2 separate regions of the Homo sapiens genome follow, and region 1 is linked to region 2. Evidence: chromatin contacts called from ENCODE Hi-C or POLR2A ChIA-PET data. All regions are on one chromosome and are shown on one strand. The core of a region is the stretch at or near the end of the contact, and the rest is flanking DNA. Distances in the headings are between cores, read along the strand shown.

What was found. A loop is a pair of places that touch in the nucleus more often than their neighbours do. ChIA-PET counts read pairs that join two places held with the same protein, here RNA polymerase II (POLR2A). Pooled maps may share reads with other maps.
Region 1: a loop to region 2 is called in a map of ascending aorta, with 5 times the contacts of the local background. The contact joins the promoter of DUSP23 here to the promoter of PEX19 in region 2. A Hi-C loop is called at or near these places in 1 of 168 maps with a recorded cell type or tissue (ascending aorta) and 7 of 50 pooled maps. POLR2A ChIA-PET finds 5 or more read pairs at or near these places in 1 of 52 experiments (MCF 10A).

What each region holds. Positions count from the first base shown.
Region 1 is chr1:159,778,925-159,785,842 of GRCh38, forward strand. DUSP23 (dual specificity phosphatase 23) reads left to right here and starts at 2,038. Exons shown (of 2, transcript NM_001319658.2): 1 at 2,038-2,443; 2 at 3,229-3,619. The coding sequence starts at 2,177. The coding sequence ends at 3,414. It overlaps LOC101928264 (a long non-coding RNA gene), which reads right to left and starts at 457. Exons shown (of 3, transcript XR_922193.3): 1 at 302-457. RefSeq lists a silencer at 1,973-2,362 and an enhancer at 2,354-2,930.
Region 2 is chr1:160,283,724-160,291,387 of GRCh38, forward strand. It overlaps PEX19 (peroxisomal biogenesis factor 19), which reads right to left and starts at 1,410. Exons shown (of 8, transcript NM_002857.4): 1 at 1,332-1,410. The coding sequence starts at 1,401. LOC107985219 (a long non-coding RNA gene) reads left to right here and starts at 642. Exons shown (of 3, transcript XR_001738265.2): 1 at 642-1,132; 2 at 2,594-2,638; 3 at 7,534-7,664. It overlaps COPA (coat protein complex I subunit alpha), which reads right to left. Exons shown (of 33, transcript NM_004371.4): 31 at 7,612-7,664; 32 at 6,769-6,963; 33 at 4,871-6,493. The coding sequence ends at 6,434.

The DNA of each region.
Region 1 (6,918 bases), core at 788-3,287, 500 kb before region 2:
CTAAAAAGGGAGCCAACTGGCCTCTCCACATGGAGGCCCTAATGGTTTGATGGATGCACTGCTAGCCCTGCAGAAACCCACAAGAGGGAGAGAATCATTGGTAGGGGACTCAGGGAAGAGGAAGATCTCGGTCTCCCAAAAAAATTTTCTCTTTCTGGAGAATATGGGCTTCGAGCTGGATATCAAGGAGGCAAAGAAGGAGCACATAGGAGGGTAGGGAGTGAAGTGGAAACTTCCCTGGTGAGTAGGGGAAGCAAAGAAAGGAGAACAAGGCAAAGGGACTAAGAAAAGATTAACTTACAAGAACAAATGCTAGAGTCTTGTCTCCAGAGGTAGTGCAACCAGAAATCCTGAAGAGCAGTTGAATTGAGAAGAGAAGTGGGAGGTCAGGGGGTTGGGGGAAGAGGTGACTGGTGGCTGAGAGGCCATGGCTGGGAAAGAGAGAAAGGAATAAACTGGGGAGGGCTGGTAACCTTGATAGGAATTTATGTAGGAAATGAGAGTGCAAACAGGAAGGGCTTAATGAGGGCTGTGATTGTCTGGAAGGAGAAAAAGGGGAGATTTGGCACCTCCTGGAACCTGGGGAAAGTAATTGTCTGGGTAAATGGTAAGTGTATTTCCCACAGGGTCAGAGCAGGCTTTGATCTTTAGGAGAAGACAAATTGCTTTCCATCTTGCTGAAGCCAAAGGCTTAAATGGTCAGACGTGTGTCATAGGTGGGTGCAAAGGGAAGGAAATATAATACATCCTCATGGCCAAGTGCCCTGGGCTTGGATCACTGTGTCCTTGGCCAAGTTAACCAACTTCTTTAAGCTTCCAATGATTCATGTACAAAAAAAGATACAAAAATACCTTTCACATGTGGTTCTTCCAGAAAGCGCTTGGCACAGGGCCTGGTACATAAACAAATTCAATAAGGGTTAACTATTTTCATAATTACAGTTAGTCTGCATCGCTAGAAGCACATTATTCAAATGAGGATATGGACTGGTCAGATGACAGTGGAAACGGTGTTCAGATCTAGGGGCCCCCACCTAGTAAGAACAACACTAATCAACTCTAGCCTGCCCAGGGGACAGTGACCCAGAGAACTAGGAAACCTTGAAAAATGAAGAAATATGAAATACTAATAAAAATTAAGAAAACCCACAAGCGTTTAACCCAGATAATATTTGGGGACATGAGGGGGTTATGTGAAGAGAAAACAATGTTCCATTTAACTTTAGGAAATGGCGATATTATTAAAGATTTTGGAGGCATTAGTCATCATCCTTTGGTCAAGTTTATTAACCTCTCCAGTGCCTCTGTTTTTTCATCCATAAAATGGGATTCACTAGATCACCTATCTTATAAGATTACTGTGGCAATTAAATGAGTCAGTATGTGCTAAGTGCTTAGAAGACTATCTAGCACATAATAAATGCTCAATAAGTCCTGAGGAGCAACTGGATTGACAGGAGAAGTTGGTGCTGGTTATTATTATTACTATAATTATTACCCTGGGTAAGTTTTTAATAGTTCCAGCAATGAAAAAATGAGAATAGCCTCCTTGCAGCAGTAATTCCCTCTTACTGGAACAGTTCAAAAAGTCGCTGATAACGACCAGTCAATCATTAGAGAGGAGACTCCTCGTCCTGGGAGAAAGCCGATTTGTCATCTCTTAAACCCCAGGGCATCCAGCGTGAAGGAGGTAGAACTAGGCCGGCCCGCGAGGAGGCAGGGGCAGGCGCCAGTGACGCAATGACTGCAACATGCCGCCAGGGTGCAGCAGAGCCCGACCCCGGGTTGTTCCATCCGCAGCAAACAATTCCTAACTCGCTCCAGGTCTTCCTTCTTAGCTGAGTGGGTTGAACCCCGTGGAAGTAACCCCCCGCCCATTATGATGATCCAGCCAATCACCGCGTGATCTGCTCGGACGGGGCGGGATCGCGGCGCTTCCCTCGGTCGCTCAGAGACTGGGTTCCGCGTTCCAGCCCCGCCCCAGGTTCTGGGCCAATCCCCGCGGCTGGGCAGAGCGACCCGAGGGCGGCGCCCTGCAGACCACGTGGCCCGGGAGGCGCCGAGGCCAGGTAGGTGGTGAGTTACTTGGCTCGGAGCGGGCGAGGGGACGCGTGGGCGGAGCGGGGCTGGCCAGCCTCGGCCCCCATGACCCGCTGTCCTGTGCCCTTTCCCAGCGATGGGCGTGCAGCCCCCCAACTTCTCCTGGGTGCTTCCGGGCCGGCTGGCGGGACTGGCGCTGCCGCGGCTCCCCGCCCACTACCAGTTCCTGTTGGACCTGGGCGTGCGGCACCTGGTGTCCCTGACGGAGCGCGGGCCCCCTCACAGCGACAGCTGCCCCGGCCTCACCCTGCACCGCCTGCGCATCCCCGACTTCTGCCCGCCGGCCCCCGACCAGATCGACCGCTTCGTGCAGATCGTGGACGAGGCCAACGCACGGGGAGAGGTCAGCGGGCGGGGTCAGCGCAGGGAGGGAGGGGCCTGGAAGGTCAGCGGGGGACACGGGCGGAGCTGGGGAGACCGGGCCTGGGATAACTTAACTGGGCTCGGGGAGGCAGACAGTAGGGCCGGGAGACTGGGAAGCCAGTGCGGGGGAGGGAAGCGCTAAACGGAAGGAACTAAAGAGAGGGCGAAGCAGTGCGAACTGGGCTTGAGGAGAGGCAGTGAAAACCAGCTAATACTGTGAGTTGTGAAGGAGAAGGGTGTGGACAGACACCTGGGAGAGGTGGGGGTTGAAGTCAGGTGGAGGCTGTTTACCATTTTCTAGAGTAAAGCTGTCCAAATATAATGGAACCTAAGTGGCTCCATGTAATGTTAATTTTTCTAGCAACGGCATTCTTAAAAAGCAGGGAAGCAGATAAAATTAACTTTGGTGATCTTAATGAGATATTTTCATTCTTTTTTCTACTACCTCTTCATACCCTGTTGCGTTTTTCACACTACATCTCAGTTTGGACTAGCCACATTTCGAGTACAGTAGCCACAGTAGCCGTGGCTACTGTCTTCTGTATTGAACACCACAGGTGGAGGGCTGTGTAGAGGTGGACAGCTCTTGAACCAGCCAGTGCAGAGGCCTCCTAGCCACCTAGTGCAGGGACAGCCCTCCCTGACTTTGCTGCAGAGCCCTGGACCTGGCACAGAAGAAGGAGCTGTGGGGAGAACCAAGTGAGGGGCAGGAAACAGTTGTGGGTGGGGGAGTTGAGTGGCACCCATCGAGCCCCCTCTTCGTAGGCTGTGGGAGTGCACTGTGCTCTGGGCTTTGGCCGCACTGGCACCATGCTGGCCTGTTACCTGGTGAAGGAGCGGGGCTTGGCTGCAGGAGATGCCATTGCTGAAATCCGACGACTACGACCCGGCTCCATCGAGACCTATGAGCAGGAGAAAGCAGTCTTCCAGTTCTACCAGCGAACGAAATAAGGGGCCTTAGTACCCTTCTACCAGGCCCTCACTCCCCTTCCCCATGTTGTCGATGGGGCCAGAGATGAAGGGAAGTGGACTAAAGTATTAAACCCTCTAGCTCCCATTGGCTGAAGACACTGAAGTAGCCCACCCCTGCAGGCAGGTCCTGATTGAAGGGGAGGCTTGTACTGCTTTGTTGAATAAATGAGTTTTACGAACCAGGGCACGTTGCATGGTACTTTATAAAGCATTCCCACACATTAACTTACTTCAGCCTCACTGTAGCCCTGTGATACAGGAAAGACAGATGGGCCATCTCTGTTCTTTGGATGAGGTGGGCAAAGCTCAGAGAGGCCCATCTTCAACACTTCTAGAAAGTGGAAGGATGGGCCAGAACAGCAACACACGTCTTCAATCCCTTGAAGATGCTGAAATGCTATGTATCTGTTCCCTGACAATATTTGATGTGTTTTCTGGGGGAGCTAGTCAATGAAAAGGATTCAGGTCCAGAATAGCCTGGCCTCCTGGCATTCCCAGGTCTCTGATGCTCACAGGCCAGGAGGCCCCTCCGTGTAGGCCCACCTGCTGCACACGTGTCACCCTTGTTTATCTGGGGGTAGAGACAGCCTGGATGTCACACTCACAGATAACCACCATCTCCACCTCCACAGGGCTGGTCACCTCTTACCAACCTCAGGTGCTGCTCAGCTCATCTGGGCTCTCTGGCTCATTCTGCTGCCCCACAACCTCAGGCCAAAGGACCTGAGAACAGAGCCAATCTAGGCAGTTATGCAGAGCAGATATTTAACAATTAAATGAAGAGTTCCAGGGCTCTAAATCTTGGCCATGTTTCTCAGATGTTATCTCCAGTTATCCCCTATTGGACCCCATTCTGCCCCCTTGTTGGGCCCTGTTTTGCCAGCACCACTACACTTTTGACTTATGAGAAATGGGAAGAATGGCATATATCCGCCCAATGGACTCTTTACTGTAGGTCTGCCTGTGGTCTTTTCTGCAATAGCAGGCTGAATAAGATAGAAATTCACCATAAAATATGTGAGTTCCTGTACGTACCTGTATGAGTTCTGTTAGATCTGGAGGCCGCACAGTGGAATGAGACATAATTCCTGCTCTCAGGAGCTCAGCCTGCTGGAGAAGATGGGCACAGATAGAGTCCACCACAGACAATGGATGCTATTGTAGACATGCATTCCAGTTCCAGTGGAGACATAGAAGAGTGGGGAGTCAAGGGTTCCCCTGTAGATCTCATCTTTTGTATCATAGACCAGAGACAGGCCTAGCCAACTGGTCCTCCTTTCTGCTGCTTTCCCCCTTCCACCACTAACCACCCAGTTCATCCCTGTCCAACTCAACCTTAAACAAGAGATATCAGCTGAAGTCTTGCCAATCTAAGGCCATAAGATGCCCTCTCCCCAGTTTAACTTTATTTGTCAAATCTGAGTGATCAGTTCCTTCAAGCTTAGTCTCCACCTAGCCTACTCAAGTGAGGATGTCTCCCAAAGAGAAGAAACCCACACATTCCAGGCATTCCAGCTGCAACAGAGGAATGAGAATGCAAATAGAGGATGCACTGAAACCCTTACCCTCCTGTCACCAAAAGTTCTGTCTACCCTGCTCTCCCCCATCCACCCCTCCCCCAATAGTATGGCCCCATTCTGTTTCTGATGCAAACCAGAACATCTTCCAAAGGGGTGTGTGTGTATTTTCATGTGAAGGGAGTAGGGCATGAAGGGTGTGAATGGGCCACTTCCTGAACCTCTCCCCTCCAGTCGGAGGGCTTACCAGGATGGAGAGAGAGAGAGAGAGGTGTGAGGCATGAAGCTTCCCCAAGTTCGTGTCTCCACTCTGATCCTCACCTGCTAGGCCATACAACCAATCCTTGCCCTTTCTGCCTCTGTTCCTGTGTCACTCCATCCTCCCCACATCTCTGCACTGTGGAAGAGGAATATGCCCTTCCCTTCCTCCCAAGGCTCCTGCAAGGGAAACAAAATTTTGCTAACCCCATTAAAGCCCTGTGTACTGCCTCCATCCCCATAATTTAAGCAAGTCTCCTCTGCCTCAAGAGTTCCTTAGGGAAATACACGTATAATTAAGTGCTTAAGGAAACTGCTTTTTAAATAATAAGAGTTGGCTTGAAATGAAAAACTCTGCCCTTATCCTTCCATCTACCTGGTGGGTTAGCCTGTGGCTTCCTTTGGGCTCGTTTCCACTCCCAGTTGTTTTTGTCTTCTCACCAAGCCCTCTTATGTCTATGGCTACCAATAAGGGGTAACAGACGAGCCATGTCCCTTCCCTTTCTACGCTGAGATAGATGATCTGTGCCACCATCTAAAAAGAACATTCGCCTCAAACCAGGATATCTCAACGATTGGCGTTTGAAAGTGGGTGATTCTTTGTTGTTGGGGCTGTCTGTGCATTGTTGGATCTTTAGCAGTTTGCCCGGCCTCTATTCACTAGATGCCAGTAGGATACCCCTCCTCCCCCCAGTTGTGACAACAAAAATGTCTCTAGACATTGCCAAATGTTCCCTGGGGGAGCAAAATCAGCCTCAGCTGAGAACTGCATGAGACCAACAAGCACTGGATGCAGTCATTGGCTTTCATTTCCTCTGGGAGTGGAGGTGGGAACATACTTGGTAATGTCTCCTGTGGATGCACACATCTTAATGGGACAGAAAGGACCAACTCAAACCTCCTACCTTTTCAAGCAATGTCTGGTAGCCATCCCTGGTCCGTCAGCCTTTTTCCTGGCTGGTTTCCCAAGACAGTGATAGACACCGCTAACTTTCCATATTCAGGAGACTTTGATTCTCAATGAGCTGCTGATGGGCACAGCTGCAGTAACATCTACTCCCACCCCCATTTTTTTTTACGTTTAATTCATGTTTATTCTCTGGTACGTGATCAGAGTTCTCTGGTGAACGGAGGCTTCTCTATCTGGAAAACATTCCTTCATATCATTGGGGCTCTGCAGTAGTCACCTCTTGGGTTCCCCTTTCAGAAAATTATCCAGTTGCAGAAACAACTGGAAGCAAGTCAGAAGGAGCACCAGCCTTAAACCTTAACCTTAACAAGCACCTTCTCTGAGAAGATTCCTCCTCATCCTTCCCTGACTGGGGCCCTTTTGCTCTCTGGGTTCTGGATTCCATGACTGCTTCATAAGCCATGTATCCCAACATAGGTGTCCTGCTCTAGAGAGGACTGGAGTGGGGAAATAGGCCACTGAGGCCTATTTCCTGCATACACTGCATACACTGAGGCTGGCACACACCTCCCTTGGAGCCATACTTGGTCATCACCCTTACATCCTGACCCATTCATAACACCTGGGGCTCCTGTCCACAGGAGGCTCATCACTGCTCTTCCTCTGGCTGAGGAGGTCCCACCTGCCCCGCATTATCCCCAAGACCTAGTCTTCCCGGGGCAATGGTGAGCACATTACCTGGGGCAGAGATTTGATCTAAACCATAAACCATTTCCCAGAATGAACTGCACCCGTGTG
Region 2 (7,664 bases), core at 160-2,659:
GAATATGATTTTTCAAATTGCCAACTTTCCTCAATTTTCCTCCTTGAGTCCCCCACCTCCCCAGACCACCCTCAATGAGCCTCCTACTTCCTTCTGGATTACCTAATTTATTGTGAGCAAAGGCAAAGAAATCCCTTAAGGTGGAACAAATGTCCATCTCAGAGCTGGGAGGAGAGGATTAAAAAGTTCTGCAGAGACATCTCCATCTATAGTGTCTCCCTTGCCACACCCTAACGATTCCCTAGAAATCCCATACAAATACCCAACAGTAGTAGAGAACACAGATGTCCTCATCCCTCTGAACTCACTCTGGAGCTCTAAAAGGAATAACTTGGTGAGAAAGCACAGGACATCCCACCCAGCTTCCTGTTGGTACTGGTACCAGCACAGACTGAGGGACTACATACCAGACTCCATGGTACGGCATTAAACTATCTTCTCTTATTCTCCAGTTTAGTGCTCCCCAACAACCTTCTAGAGCTCCCTTTGGCCTGATCTCTGCAGATAACCGTACACTAATTTACACAGTCACTTGGCACTCCTCAGGGTTTCTGTTCATTTTTCTGCCTGCCCACATCTCCGTGATTGAGCAAGCGATTACAAATTCACCTCTGCCCTGAAAAGCCTGTGTCCTCACCACCATTCTGTTCGCCAGGCCTAGGGAGAGAGCACTGGCCCTACTCTGGGCAGGAAGTCAACAGGGGAGTGGAGAGTAATGCTAAGAAAACATCCCCCGTCTTTCAGGAGGGTGAACTGCTTTCCCCTGAAATCGCCACATCCTCAGTTTCTCAAAATAAGGGAAAGGAGTCCGCTTGAGCTACTGACAAGATGAAAGAACTGTTAAGGGGCCTAACGAGAGAAAGAGAAAAGGACTAGGAGGAGAAAAGTGTCTTTCGTGTTAAGGAAGACAGGACGAGGCACACAAGGACCGGCCACGAGCTTGCTAGGAGTTAATGTAAGCAATCAGTGAGTGCGTAGTTCGCTACCCAGCAAGAACCAAATGCTGCTGCTGCTGCTACTGCTGCTGAAGTCGAACTTTAAGAACTCAGTAACCTAAAGAGGAGTTTGAAGAGGTATCATGAAACGCCGTCCTGCGGAAACATCCACCATCCGGACCACTGAGGGACCCCAGGTGAGCTCCCCAGCTCCAGTCGCCGGGGTGGGGCAGGATGACCCAGAGATTTTTGGGGGGCTCGGGGGTCAGACTCTCCGCCCCCATTTAACCTTTGGAGAGCCTCTCCTGCCCGTCCCTAATATCTCAGGTTCACTTAACCCCCAGAATGGGTCCTCACACGTGCCCTCTTCGGGCCTTTCCCACTATGGGCTCTTACTTTCCAGAAGCTCCTCCAATTCCCTGTCCGCTTCGGCCCCGACACTACAGCCTTCCTCAGCGGCGGCCATCTTGCTACCTCCGACTTGCCGTAGGAGGCGGGACCTCCTCGGTGCCGACACGCCCTCCACCCCTTCGCTCCCGCCCTCTTCTGCCTCGGGTAACCAATGGTATTGTTGACCAGTGCGGAACCGCCATTTTTAAAGGGCCAGGAAGCTTTGAGTGTTTGTGTTTTGGGTATTTTTCCCTTTTCTCCTGTGAAACAGAATTAGGGATAAGATAGGGTTATTTTCTGTCTGGTTTTAGAGGCCCGGACTCCTTTCTTTCAACTTCCCAAATTACCTGGCGAAGCTCTTTCATTATTTTTTCCTGAGCTGTGAGTAGGCCAGATTGAGACAAACTGCCTACAAATAACCAGAATCTAAACATATATAATTGATATGACAATTATGGCACATAACATACTACTTTCTCTCACTTCATTTTTTTTTTTTTATTTTTTTTTGAGAAGGAATCTTGCTCTGTCGCCTACGCTGGAATGCAGTGGCGCCATCTCGGCTCACTGCAGCCTTGGCCTCCCGGGTTCAAGCGATTCTTCCTGCCTCAGCCTCCCGTGTAGCTGGGATGACAGGCGCGCGACACCACGTCCGACTAATTTTTGTAGAGACGGGGTTTTAACATGTTGGCCAGGCTGGTTGGCCAGGCTGGTCTCGAACTCCGGACCTCAGCTGATCCGCCCACCTCGGCCTCCCGAAGTGCTGGGATTACAGGCGTGAGCCACTGCGCCCGGCTTCACTTCATTGTTTCCCTCAAATATTATCTTTTCTGAAACGCTTTCCTTGGCCATTCCCGTTCCTTTTCTTCCTAACACTGAACAGTATCTGACATACTATCTACCGTACTTTTTTATTCTCCGCTCCCCACCCTGCAGAATTTAAACACCATGAACGCAAAGATTTTCGTCTGTTGTCTTCACTGCTGTAAAGCCCAACTCCCAGGCTAGGGTTTAAAACTTAGTAGGCATTCATTGGCCACTCTTTGCTCTCGCAGTCCCTAATCAGGCACATCTGTCTGCCCAATCTAGTGGCATCTCTCATTTCCTATTATCTATTAGAACTGTTTGATTAAAGGACACAGGGCCGGCCAGGAACTTAGAACTCCATGTTATTAAGAGAGCCTCTGGTACCTTGGACTGAGCAGGGCAATTCGAATGCAGTAGTAATAGACTTACTTTCCCTGAACAATCTCCTTTTCTCCACACAGAACCCAACCTCCAACTGAGTGAACACGGGGAATGCTCAGATAGAGGTAACTCTAGACGTCCCTTTCCTCCTTTGGAATTGTTCTATTCAGATGTCAGAATGTAGCAACTGTTTCACATACAAATCTGTTTTCGCACTTAGAGAGCACCTATTATTAAGGTCTTGTTCTGGGCACAGTGAGGACAGAGAGATAAATCAGGACCACCCCCTGCTGTAAGGTAGCTAAGTGGGGGTGAGCCGGAGGTATGATGAGATATACACACAGTATGATACAAGGTAAGAATTTTAAATGAAAAAAAATCCTGTGTTAAGTCACCTCATCACTTTCATTCTTAGCTTCCTAAACACACATTTGAGTACTGCATCAAGCACCAGATCAAGCACTTACTATGTCCTTCACAGATAGGGCACAGACTTGTAAAATCATATCTGCAAAACCTGTTTTCTTCCAACCACAAGTAGTGTGTTTTGGGATCAAAATATTATGAACTGTGAGTTAGAAAGCCTAAATTCCAGCCCCAATTCTGCCACTAATCACTTTTGAAGTCCTTTACAATTCTAAACTTCTGTAATCAAATCCTTTCCTGATAAACCTGTTTTCCAACACCTGCAACATAATTTATTCCAGACTTTCTCATTCAAACTGCTTACACGTGTATCTCCAATATGGCTATAGTTGTAACAAGCACGTCAAAAAAAGAAAACTTGTCTATCAACAGGCATCTCTATTGGTTTTATTTTTTGAGACAGAGTTTCACTGTTGCCCAGGCTGGAGTGCAGTGGTGCAATTTTGGCTCACTGCAGCCTCCACCTCCCGGGTTCAAGTGATTCTCCTGTCTCAGCCACCTGAGTAGCTGGGTCTGCAGGCTCGCGCCACCATGCCCAACTAATTTTTGTATTTTTAGTAGAGACAGTGTTTCACCATATTGGCCAGGCTGGTCTTTAACTCCTGACCTCAAGTGATATGCCCACCTTGGCCTCCCAAAGTACTGGGATTATAGATGTGAGCCACTACACTTGGTCAATTGGCTTTAAACTAATGTAATATAAGCATGTTAATTAAAAGATAATAGATGATAATTAAAATGGAGTCAAAAACAAGCATGATTCTTTCTTTGCATTATTTCTTAAACTTCTTTCTGCTTTTCTATTTTTACTCCTAATATTCCTAACATCTCATCTCAGTATTTACTGACCTACTGACTGCTCCTTCTGCCCTTCTAATGTATAGCGAATACTGTTGAATAACAGTATTTTATAACGCTTTCATATCACTCTGTTCCTTAAGGATTTAATGGTTCTCCACAGTTTATCGAACAAATTCTAATTCTTGCCTGGGAGTCACAATTATTTCACATCTTGTATTTTTAGTAGAGACAGGGTTTCACCATGTTAGCCAGGATGGTCTCGATCTCCTGACCTCGTGTTCCGCCTGCCTTGGCCTCCCAAAGTGCTGGGATTACAGGCGTGAGCCACCACGCCCGGCCTTTTTTTTTTTTTAAGACAAAGTCTTGCTCTTGTCCCCTAGGCTGGAGTGCAATGGTGTGATCTCAGTTCACTGCAACCTCCGCCTCCCGGGTTCAAGCAATTCTCCTGCCTCAGCCTCCTGAGTAGCTGGGATTACAGGTGCCTGCCACCCTACCCAGCTAATTTTTGTATTTTTCGTAGAAACAGGGTTTCACCGTGTTGGCCAGGCTGTTCTCGAACTCCTGACCTCAGGTGATCTGCCTGCCTTGGCCTCCCAAAGTGGTGGGATTACAGGCGTGAGCCACCACTCCCGGCTAATATGTACATTTTTTTTTTTTTTGAGACGAAGTCTCGCTCTTGTACCCCAGGGTGGAGTGCAATGGCACAATCTCATTAGTAGTATGTACTCTGTTGAGAAGGCAGCCTTAGTTTAGGGATGCTGTTTAAAAAAGCAACTCTTAAGATAAAGCTAAAAAATACAACGTATAGTATGAAGAGAAGTAAAAAACAAAGTGAAGCTCCCTAATATATTGATACGAGAAAATACCAAAAATGTTAAATGAAAAAACAAAGGTACAAAATTGTTAAATAGTGTGGTTTCATTTGTGTATAAAAGGAGATAGAGAATGGCATAGTGATATCAGCATGTGCATGTATATGTGTGTGTGTGTATATATATATATATATAAAATTTCTGGAAGGATGTAAGAAAGCTGGTAACAGTGGTTACCTGTTTAGGGGAAGGTGATAGGAACTGGGTGGCTGATGAAAGGGTGGAAAGATTTGTCACAGAATAGCTTTTTATATTTACTGATTTTTCAACTATATGCATTTATTATTTATTGAAAACATGAATTTAACACGCAAAAAAGTACTTATTTTAATCGAAGGCACAGTAATGTCACTCTACCCAATTATTCTTAGCATATGACAAGCAAAATATTGTATTGTTAATGTAATCATTGTATCATTGTAATATATATAAAGTACTATTCTTTTATCTGTATATTACATGTAAAATATCTAGAACAGTGACAGTCACATGGCAGGTGCTCAATAAATATTGCTATAATTAGCAAAAGATAAAAGGCTGCAATCAAAAACAGAATAAGGGAGCTACTTGCTTTCTATCATTTTCACAGCAGTTTAGGTCCTCATATATACCCTATGAAAAACATGTGCTTCTTTTTTTCTTTCTTTTTTTTTGAGATGGAGTCTCACTCTGTCGCCCAGGCTGGAGTGCGGTGGCGCGATCTCAGCTTACTGCAACCTCCGCCTCCCGGGTTCAAGCAATCCTCTGCCTCAGCCTCCAGAGTAGCTGGGATTACAGGCACCCACCACCATGCCCGGCTAGCTTTTTTTTTTTTTTTCCAATAGTGGATGTTTATTTTGTAATTAAAAATTATTACTGGAAGGAAGATATGTACTTTGGTGGGGTGCCTGCATGGGTGAACAAGAACATGAGAGTGTCCAAGAAATAAATGGCCAAGTCAAGAAGCTCTCATAGAGATTTATTTAGTGTGAGAAATATGAGAACAATAGTTGTAAAGAACAAATCAATAACCCGCAGTGTGCATTTTGGAAAACCAAATAACTTCTTCAAATTTCTGAGTACACAGAGGGTACCTGCCTTGAAATTTAAATGTCTAAGGAAAATGGGAGATGATTAAGAGTTGGTGTGGCCTAGTCACACCAAAATGTATTTATTACATCCTGCTCCTTTCTAGTTGACAGGAAAGAAAGCTGCTGTGGGGAAAGGAGGGATAAATACTGAAGGGATTTACTAAACAAATGTCCATCACAGAGTTTTCCTTTTTTTTTTTTTTGAGACAGAGTCTTGCTCTGTCACCCAGGCTGGAATGAAGTGGTATGATCTCAGTTGAATGCAACCTCCACCTCCTAGGTTCAAGCGATTCTCATGCCTCAGCCTCCTGAGCAGCTGGGACTATAGGCGCATGCTACCATGCCAGGCTAATTTTTATATTTTTATTAGAGACGGGGTGTTGCCATGTTGGCCAGGCAGGTCTCGAACTCCTGGCCTCAGATGATCTGCCCACCGTAGCCTCCCAAAGTGCTGGGATTACAGGTATGAGCCACTCCACCCAGCCCAGAGTTTTCATTTGTTCCTTAAAATAATTAAGCTGGAAAGGCAAGGACAATTATGAGCACAACTGTAGTCAAGTTGAGAAGACCTCAAAAAAGTCAAGTTTAGACCTTCGGATTTTCCATAGAAGAGAAAAAGATACTAGGTTTTAGGGTACAGAGAGCCAGATCTGAAGAGTAGCTGCAGGGGGAAGGTGCTGTTAGAAGGAGGATATAGACACATTCTCTGGGGGGAACATATGGTGACTGACCCATGCACACAAAGGGGGCCTTAGCGAAACTGCAGAGGACTGATCCTTAAACCAATCACATCTTTGCCAATCTCTGTCACCTGTGGAAAAACAAACAAAGGAACAAGTTAGAGATTTGTAAGATTGAGAACCCTAGAAAATGTATTCCCTATACCCCTCAATGGGCACAGTAGACAGGTATTGGGGTGTTCATCACTGACTGGCCAAGAGCAGTGGGGAGATGCTCTAGCTTTCTCCAGTGTCACTGCCTCAGGGAGCAGGGGACAAGCACAAGAAGAAAAAAAGGACCACCATGTTTCTTTCTTTTTCCCCTTCGCTCAATATCCTAGATATATTTATTGAGGACAGTACTTACTGTGGTGACCCTGCAGATTTGACCTTTGAACTCAGGGGAATAGCAGGCCCCACTGAGTGGACACTTTTCTACTGGCTTTCCACGGTAGATGGGCCGATATGATGCAGCACAAATGTCAAAGGGGTTGTGCATGTCATAATTGAGCTGGTAGGCATCTGTGGGATTCTTCTCACAGGCAGACAGGATTTTTCGGGTCTAGGGGAAGGAAGGAGTATTTAGGAGGACAGAAGGCTGCAGACAACACCTCAAAGGATCCCAACACCATGGTTTGGTAGTTCCGTTGATGTGAGACACAACTGTACTGCGTGAAAAGAGGTCCCAACCTCTGTACTGGATGTATGTGAAGGGTTAACAATCACCATTCCTATTGTATCAAACTTTCCCCTTCTCAATACAAAAGTGGCTCCATAATCTAGACCCACATTCCTCCACCAACTCTAGAGATTATCAGGGTCAGGTCCTAGAAAGGGTTAAAACAGACTTCCATCACCCAAAAAGAATGCATTTGGAGGACACAAGTAATGAGATGTGTATGTGAAGCTTTGTGGTGGTTGTGATGGGATATCTGGAGCTTAAGGACAGGACTGGGGTTACTTTCAGCTGCAGTGGAGCTATTCTAGGTTGCACGGCACTCTTAGACGAGTGCCATGTCTCAATAAACTATTAATTTTCCAGGAACAAAGGAAACACCAAGTCAGGAAGTAAACAGAGGGTAGCATTCTGTTGGCTTTTTGTTGAATGTTGTTATTTATTGCTTTGTTTCAGAGGCAAGGACCTTGGTCTGCTCCCTCCATGTAAGAGCTGATCTGGCTTCCCTATGGTCACTGAAGGAGTTCCATCTACCTGTTGGGCCACCTCAGGCTTGGGCCCGAGTTCTAGTAGGCGCCGAGCAAAGG